2 separate regions of the Homo sapiens genome follow, and region 2 is linked to region 1. Evidence: chromatin contacts called from ENCODE Hi-C or POLR2A ChIA-PET data. All regions are on one chromosome and are shown on one strand. The core of a region is the stretch at or near the end of the contact, and the rest is flanking DNA. Distances in the headings are between cores, read along the strand shown. Region 1 overlaps PTPRG (protein tyrosine phosphatase receptor type G). Region 2 overlaps PTPRG (protein tyrosine phosphatase receptor type G).

Evidence for each region. Hi-C counts contacts between places; a loop is a spot of excess contacts on that map. ChIA-PET counts read pairs that join two places held with the same protein, here RNA polymerase II (POLR2A). Pooled maps may share reads with other maps.
Region 2: a map with no recorded cell type shows a loop between it and region 1 (2.2-fold over the local background). The contact joins two enhancer-like sites. A Hi-C loop is called at or near these places in 10 of 37 single-sample maps with no recorded cell type and 5 of 50 pooled maps. POLR2A ChIA-PET finds 5 or more read pairs at or near these places in 1 of 52 experiments (GM12878).

Annotation. Positions count from the first base shown.
Region 1 is chr3:61,717,395-61,721,895 of GRCh38, forward strand. All of the region lies in intron 1 of PTPRG (protein tyrosine phosphatase receptor type G), which reads left to right. Among named protein-coding and RNA genes, the nearest start is that of PTPRG, 160 kb to the left of the region's middle. Within about 2 kb of position 2,042, at least 2 of the 41 ENCODE cell types and tissues checked have a DNase peak (open chromatin) inside an H3K27ac peak, as active enhancers do.
Region 2 is chr3:61,893,357-61,897,857 of GRCh38, forward strand. The region is part of intron 2 of PTPRG (protein tyrosine phosphatase receptor type G); the gene reads left to right. Among named protein-coding and RNA genes, the nearest start is that of PTPRG, 330 kb to the left of the region's middle. Within about 2 kb of position 1,760, at least 16 of the 41 ENCODE cell types and tissues checked have a DNase peak (open chromatin) inside an H3K27ac peak, as active enhancers do.

The sequences.
Region 1 (4,501 bases), core at 792-3,291:
TCTCTGCCTCAAAATCACTCTTGTATTTTCCCACAATGAGTAAATTGATACACATACACTTTTTTTACTTGAAGGAGAACTAGTAGGTGTTACTATAAAGAATGATTTGTGGGCCAGGAGTGGTGGCTCATGCCTGTAATCCCAGCACTTTGGGAGGCCGAGGCAAGCGGATCATGAGGTCAAGAGATCGAGACCATCCTGGTCAACATTGTGAAGCCCCGTCTCTACTAAAAATACAAAAAAAATTAGCTGGGCGTGGTGGTTTGTGCCTATAGTCCCAGCTACTTGGGAGGCTGAGGCAGGAGAATCATTTGAACCTGGGAGTTGCAGATTGCAGTGAGCTGAGTTTGAGCCACTGCACTCCAGCCTGGCGACAGAGCCAGACCCTGTCTTTAAAAATAAAAATAAAAATAAATACCAAAAGATTTGTGTTTTATTGTAGGTATTAGAACATATTAAGCTACTGTTTCACCCAGACATATAGCTTTGTAAAAACTAAGACTCGACTGGGTATGGTGGCTCACACCTATAATCCCAGCACTTTGGAGGCCAAGGTGGGTGGATCACTTGAGGTCAGGAGATTGAGACCAGCCTGGCCAACATGGTGAAACCCTGTCTCTACTAAAAATAAAAAAATTAGCCGGGCATGGTGGTGCGGGCACCTGTAGTCCCAGCTACTTGGGAGGCTGAGGCAGGAGAGTTGCTTGACTGGGTGGTGGAGGTTGCAGGGAGCCAAGATCATGCCACTGCACTGTAGCATGGGTGACTGAGCAAGACCCTGTCTAAAACAAAACAAAACAAAACAAAAAAACAAAAACCAAAAAAAAAAAAAAAACGCAGACTCAGAGAACCAAGACAGATTTGGAAACTTCATTCAGGGAAGAATTTGTTAGATCATTGACATTGCTTTAGTTTTAAAAATTCATTTTATATTCTTAGCTAATTTTCATTTTAACAAGCTGTGATGGTCCATAGAAATGAATGGAAAAATGCCAGGTTGATTGAAACTGTATGCTGGAGAAGGTGTGGATCCACTTTAACACATACTTGGCTTCAGCGGGTTAAAAGACTACACAATCATGTGACATTGTGACATTGTGATGTGACCATCCGTTAGTTTTAAAATCTGAGACTGTTTTATATTAGTTATGGGAGTGAGCAGAAAGCACAGAAGGAGGTTTTTGCCTGTGTCTCTGTTGCTTTGAAACAAAATCAGGAAAAACCGTATCTCCAAAAGCAGCCTGTGTGCCATCTTCTGTGCTACTGTAACTTAGTAACTTTTTTAAAGCAATTAGAAACCAGGGACTTGAAGTGGCCCAGAGACTCATAAGACAGGCTGATGATTTCGCTGGATAGAATTGGACTTTGCAGAAAGGTTTTGATAACCTTTTTGGCCTGGTGCCCTGCCCTCATCTAGTCCTTTCCCATTTGTAATAGAAGCATGAAGTTCAATGCTATTGACTTCCCAGGAGTCATTGAATTGCCACACACACAGTGAATTTGGAGTTTGGTTCTTAAGTTGAAAGGGGATAAACAATCGACATTGAATTTGTACCTCTTATAGCTTTGTTGACTTAATGGATTGTCCCCAACAATCCATCAAGAATGGTACATATACCAGCCATCACCTGGCTCACTAAAAGCCAGTAGAAATTCCCAAACCTCATTTTAGGCAAGGATTTCCACTTCTCCTCTTGTAAAAGCTTTCCCAAACAGCAAGGATTCCAGACATGAGACATTGTATTGCTTTGCCTGCTGTGAAACTGTACGATCTTACAATGGAGAGAGAAGAATGGCAATTGGATATGAATTGTAGAAATTTGGGAGAAGGAATTTGTTCGTTGACTTGTATTTTCTATGAAGATGTAATCGAGGAAAGGCCCTGGGCTTAATTTTTTTAATTAACAGAGAAGACTGCAGGTGTTCTCAAGTATTTATCAAGCCCCTGCGCCTTGGGCCTCTAACTGGGAGTTGTGGGGATGACTGGTGTCGAGGTCTTTTCTTGCTAAAGTGTGTGGGGAGTGCATACTCAGGGGATGTGCCCCTCCTCTCTGTCCTTTGTAGTGACTCTTGGCTCTCCCGGGTCTCCCCACTGCCAGTTTTCCTCTGTGATACAGCCTTCGGTGGTGTCTTTGTCAGCAGGCTTGGCAGTGGCAGAGAAAGGGAACAGGGAGAAGGTGGAATAAACCTAACTGGTGGCTGGCCCTTTCCTATTATGGTTCCTTACCCTCCCTTTTCCGTTTTCTCAATCCTTCATCCTGTTTCTTCCTCCCAGAAGTTATGTTAATCAATTCTGAAGTCTCTCTGAATTGAGGCCATGTGTGGTTGGGGTTTGGAAAAGCAGGGCTTACAGTTAGGTTGAGTCTGATCATCACTCACTCACTCTGCTCTAGCGACCCTGGACTTCTTGCTGTTCCTCACACTTCCCAGACACCCTTGTGCCTCACTGTTTTGTAATTGCTCTCCCCTTTCCTGGAACGTTCTTTTCTGAGACCCAACTTGCTCTTGACTGCTTCTGTGAGTCTTTGCTCAAATGTCACATTTTCCTAAGGCCTTTGCTGGCCGCTCTTGCTCACTTTACAGTGCAGTCCTGACTTGTCCTATGTCCTCTCCCTACTTTTTTTCTCCTGGGCACCATTTGTCATTCTATATGTTTTACTTTATCTTGTTCATTATTTATCCCTCCTCCGTCCTGCTTAGGGGGTAAACACCATGATGACAAGGGAATTTTTTTTTTTTTTGAGACACATTCTTGTTCTGTCCCCCAGGCTGGAGCTGGAGTGCAGTGGCAGGATCTTGGCTCACCACTGCCTCCACCTCCTGGGTTCAAGCAATTCTCCTGCCTCAGCCTCCCGAGTAGCTGGGATTACAGGCATGCACCACCACGTCCAGCTAATTTTTGTATTTTTAGGAGAGGTGGGGTTTCACCATGTTGACCAGTCTGCTTTTGAATTCCTGACTTCAAGTGATCCACCTGCCTCGGCCTCCCAAAGTGTGGGGATTACAGGTGTGAGCCACCACTCCCGGCCAACGGGAATTTTTAAACTCGTATTTAATTGTAACATGCATGTGGAAAAATGCATGCATTATAGTGAACCGCTCAATGAATAATCACAATATCTGAACACAGCCATGTAACCAACTCCCAGATGAAAAAACAGTATCACTCCCGAAGGTCTCCCCATGCTCCCCTCTTCCCACTTCAAGGGCTACTACCGTCCTGACTTCTGATATCATAGATGAGGTTTGGATGGCAAGAACTTCTGTCAGTTTATTTCACTGCTGTATGTGCAGGATATGGCAGGTGCAAAGTACACATTGATTGAGTACATTAAAATAATACTGGAAGAGAGACCTGTATTTCTGATGTAGCTAGATTTCTAAAGCTGACCTCCATTGATGGATTAATCCCCGCCAATGGAAAATGCAGTTAGAGGCTTTAGAAATATTATCCAGTGGCAAAACACTGGCCATTATAACTTAGACGATTAGATTTGTCACTTGTTTCTGCTGCGTTGGCCTTGATTATGTAAGTATTTTAGCTGTGATGTCTTTAAGTCCACTCTTCTTGCTTGTAATTTTAATTTATTGTCTGTTCTATTTGCTGGCACTTAATCAGACATCTCTCTGGTGATTGTCTTACAGGATTATTTAACTTCTTCTTGCCTTTCAACTGCATTGTAAATTTAACCAAGCATAATAAATTTGCACCAAATTTTACCCTTCAGTGTTGATTCTTCCCTAGCTGGAATTACTGTACATTTCTGTTTCTGGTCACTGGCCACTCTCTGGTACTACTTGAGAATTGATTACTGTTCCAGGTGGGTGACTACATTAGAATTGCAACCTGAACTATTTTAGCGCTTTAAGTAATATAGTATCATCAGTTTTGATTGTGCTGTTAACCATTTGATATTTGATGATGAGTTCAAGGATACAGTGGCTTCCTAGAAGTTTGGGTTACAGGTGCCTCCAGTAGAGATGTTTACAAACTCAAAGATGTACCATTCACTACAGAGACACTATGCAATTGAGTACAGTTATTGGGCCTTTATCCTGGAAGATGGTAGAGATGTGTCTAGAGAAGGGAGTACCTTTTCTAACTTGCACAAAGTCACATCAGCCAACTGATGGGGTTTGACCATCTGTAAGATGGAATATTATACAATAATTTAACAAGAAGAACATTATATTTTTGGATTAGCTTTGTGTCCTGTTTTTCATATTTAACACCATGTCCTGCATATTTTCCTAAGTCAAAAAGTTCCTGGAGAACTTTTTTTTCCCTTAAAATCCATAGAGGTCATCCCCTGGCTAGGGCTGCCATGTAAGCAAAATCCATGTGTCACCTGGGATGCTCTCGGTTCAAGTAAGGGAAGACCCAACTCAGAACAATGAGAAAATAAAGAAATAAGTTAGTATAAATACTGGAGATCCAGAAGTAGTGTATTTCCAGACAATCAGCGACCAGTGAACTTCACTGGAACCTCATATTGTTTCT
Region 2 (4,501 bases), core at 510-3,009, 180 kb after region 1:
ACTGTTAAACTAACTTAATTCTCATAAGAACCCCATAAGGTAGTCAATGTCAATATCTCTTTTTAGCATTTTGGGCAAAGTAGATCCAGAGTGATTACCCAGAGTGATTGATTATTGACTGTAGGTGGAAGAGCCCATTATCTACCGTTAGCTTTGGTAGTCTTAACCGCTATGGCGCAGCTGCCTCTGCAGTTTGGATGGCTCATACAAAAATCCACTTGAGGACTGGGTGATACTTTTTTTGGTAAGACAGGTTTTCTTTCATCTAATGAGGTATGTTTTGGAGTCTTTATGTGAAACATTTTCTTCTAAACCATGATTATTAAGGGCAGGAGCTACGTCTGTGTGTTCACCATTTTATCATCAGGCTTTCAGTGGTGTATAATAAATATTTGTTGATTGGACTTGGATTCTTGAGCGGGGGCATCCAGTTGGTATGGTTAGGGAACTTTTAAGAGAAACATTTCGTTTATGCAAACAACTCTTAAAGGATGTATCTTTCAAACATTTCTTTGGTGCTGGTCAGGTCACTTACTACTGGGCTAATAGGAGTGGTGGTTTCCTCCTTGTTAAAGTTGTCTGTTACCTGAGAGTATTTGGGACTGATAGAGAAGCTGGTGGTGGGGGTGTTATTTGCAGAGAAAGCAGCTGGCACTAAGTTTACAGGCTAATTAGAAATGGTCACGCCTCTAATCCCAGCACTGTGAGAGGCTGAGGTGGGCAGATCACTTGAGGTCAGGAGTTCAAGACCAGTCTGGTCAACATGGCAAAACCCCGTCTCTACTAAAAATGCAAAAATCAGCTGGGTGTAGTGGTGCGTGCCTGTAATCCCAGCTACTGGGAGCTGAGGCGAAAGAATTGCTTGAACCTGGAAGGTGGAGGCTGCAGTGAGCCAAGATTGTGCCACTTCACTCCAGCCCGGGCAACAGAGCAAGACTCTGTGTCAAAAAAAAAAAAAAAAAAAAAAAAAAAAAAAAAGGTCAGCTTTTATCTTATCTGGTGCTGGAGGAGTTGGAAACTATTTAAAAGAGTAACCAAATTTAATCTGAAAAAGATGGTTTACTCTGTTGGCAGCTGAGAAATAAAAAGACTGGAGTAAAAATTGGAAAGAGTTCATTAGTAATAACAAAACATTTATTTTTGGGATCCATGCTATGGTTTTTGACAGTCATCTCTTATTTATTTTCATTTTTCTAACAGCTCTTAGGGTGAAGAACAGTCATTAATTCCCCTTTACAGATAATAGAGACTTACTAAAGGTAATCGCCTAACTTAATGTCACCCAGATATTAGATATTAAGTGTCAAAACTGTGATTTCAACTTGGGCTTTATGGCTCCAGCAATGAGGCTCTTAAAACATGGTCACAAAGAAAACCTTCTTCCTTGGGATGAATCAGATTTGAGAAGATCAAGGGAGTAACAGCTACCTTTGCCCTTGGAGATCAGATCCACTTAGTAGCTCTAAGTTATTAATCTTGCTTTTATTTTTTTTTTTAATTGTATGTTAGCGATCCTTTTGTTAAATGCAATGCTAGCATCCCTCTCTGTCAGGAGTTTGAATCTCAGCACCATTGATATTTGGGGCCCCATAAGTCTTTGTTGTAGGAGGGTATCTTGTACATTGTGGAATGGTTAGCAGTATCTCTGGGCCCTCTGCCCCCATAGCTGTGACAACCAGTGTCTCCAGATGGACGTCGTTAAACATCCCCTAGGGGCAGAATGGATCCCTGATGAGAATCACTCCTCAGCAGGAAGAAGACAGCAGTAAATTATAAACAGGTAAGTGTTCTAACAGGGCTTCTGAAACTCATGCGTATGAGTCACTTCATAGCTTGTCACAGTGGTTTTTTCAAGCATTACTCTGACTTAGTTGGTCTGGCTGGGAGCCAAGGGATCTGGAAAGTGATTGATGCAGGGTGTTTCTTGGACCGTACTTTTAGGGGAAGTAGCCACAAAGAGCTGAACCTCACACCCTTTCATGTAAACTTCCTGCTTAGCAACAGAATAGAGTACCTTCATGGTTATTAAAATGCTTTTCTCCTTGTCTTTTTATTTTTTCTTAGATCTGCTGGCCTATCTTGCTAGTGATTAAGTTTACAGTTCAGCTAATCATTTGCTCCAGGTTTCCGAGCTTGTAAAATCGCATGCTGTGCATATAAATGTATAGGATTTTGACCTTAGAAACTGAGGAGCAATTATCCACATGTCTTAAGACAGAGTAGGCCACCTTTTGACTTTGAAAGTATCACCAGGAGGGCATTTTATTTTTGAAAGTCAAGTTTTGTGTTTCGAAATATGTTTGTTGGGCTTCTTGGTAGCAGTTTAAGTTTTATTGTGATTAGGGGCTGAAACAAGTGATAAAAAATGAAGTTTCCTATTTAGTGATGTGATGTCACCTGTTGCTGCAGATGAGAGTTGGTTCTCTTTAAAAATTTGAAAGTGATACCATTTATATTTCAGGATTCTCACCATGTAATTTCTCTCTTCTGGCTATCAACCTGCACTTTTTAAATTTAAATTTTTATTCAGATTGTAGGTTCACATACAGTTGTAAAAAATAATACAGAGATATCACTTATATACTTTGCCTAGTTTCCCCAAAGGTAGCATTCTGGTAAAACTATGGTATATCACAGGATATTGATATGGATATAGTCCACTGATCTTCTTCAGATTTCCTGATTTTAATTTATACTTATTATGTGCATTATGTAGGTGTGTGCATGTGTGTATAAATTCTATATAATTTTGTCATTTGCGTAGGTTCATGTATCCACTATCCCAGTCAAGATACTGAACAGTTCCAATACCATAAGGATCCCTCATGTTTCCCTTTTATAACCACGCCTACCTCCTCCCTCCTCCCATCTCTAACTCCTAGAAACCTCTAATCTGTCTTCATTTCTAAAGCTTTTGTCACTTCAAAAATGTTACATAAGTGGAATCATACAATATTTAATCTTTGCAGATTGCTTTTCTTTCACTTGGAATAATTCTCGGGAACTCATCCATTTTGTGTATATCAGTGTTTGTTCTGTTTTATTGTTGAGTAATATGCCAAGGTGTAGATGTGCCACAGTTTAACCTTTCACTTATTGAAGGATATCTGGACTGATTCCAGTTTTTGGCTATTACAGATAAAGCTGCTGGGAACATGTGTGTACAGGTTTTTCTATGAACCTACATTTTCTATTTCTCTGGAATTAATAACCAAGAGTCCAATTGCTGGGTTGTGTGGTAGTTACGTATGCAGTTTTATGAGAAATTGGCAAATGGTTTTCCAGAGTGGCTGTACCATTTTGCATTCCTGTAGCAACATATCTCTGCAGCCTTGGCAATTTTTGACATTACAATTTGATATTGATATTGATACTGATTTTTAATTTTTTACTTTAGCCTTTTGGATCACCAATGTAGTGATATCTCATTGTAGTTTGAATCTGCATTTACCTAATGGGTAATGATGTTGAACAACTTTTCCCATGCTTATTTGCTATCTGTATGTCGTCTTTGGTGAACTATTCGTGTCTTCTGCCGATTCTCTTTTCTAATTGTATTTTTTTCCTTCTTACTATTAAATTTTGAGAGGTTTTTTTTTTAATATATTCTGAATACTAGTCCTTTGTTGAATTTGTGGTGTGCAAGTATTTTTCCCAGTCTGTAACTTGTGTGTTTATCCTGTGTTATTTTGTCTTTATGAGCTTTCTTGGCAGAAAAGTTTTTAGTTTTTATTAGGCTCAGTTTATCAAATTTTCCTTTTATAGATCATGCTCTTAGTGTTCAGGTCTAAGAACACTAAGAATGTAGGGCTTAGCCCTACGTTACCAAGATTCTCTCCTATGTTTTTCTGAAAATTTTATAGTTTTACAATTGAAATTTAAATAGATGATCCATTTTGAGTTAATGTTTGTATGAGGTGTGAGGTTTAGGCTGATCTTCTCTTTTTTTTTGCCTAAGGTTTTCCAGTTACTTTGGCACCATCTGTTGAAAAGGGTATTCTTCCATTAATTTTATATCTTCATCAAAAATGAGTTGAGCATATTTGTTTGAGTCTATTTCTGGGTTCTCTCTTCTGTTCCATTGATTGATGTCCCTATCTCTCCACCAATATCACACTGTCGTGATTACTATAGCTGTACAGTAAGTCAATATCAGGTAGAAAGATTCTTCTCTCTCGATTGTTCTGTCAAGATTTTTGTAGCCATTCTAGGGCCTGTGCTATTCTATAGAAGTTTTATAGTCTTGTGGATGTCTGCAAAAACTTTCCTGGGATTTTAATAGGAATTGTATTAATAGTATAGATCAGTTTGGGGAGAACTGGCATTTTTACTACTTTGAGTCTAGGAACACACTGTATCTCTCCATTTATTTAGGTTTTTGATTTGTTTTCAATATCACATTGTAATTTTTAGCATACAGATACTGTACATGTTTTGTGTATACCTACATATTTTCTCTAGAGTACAGTTATAAATGGTATTTTTGTTCCATTTATTCCTT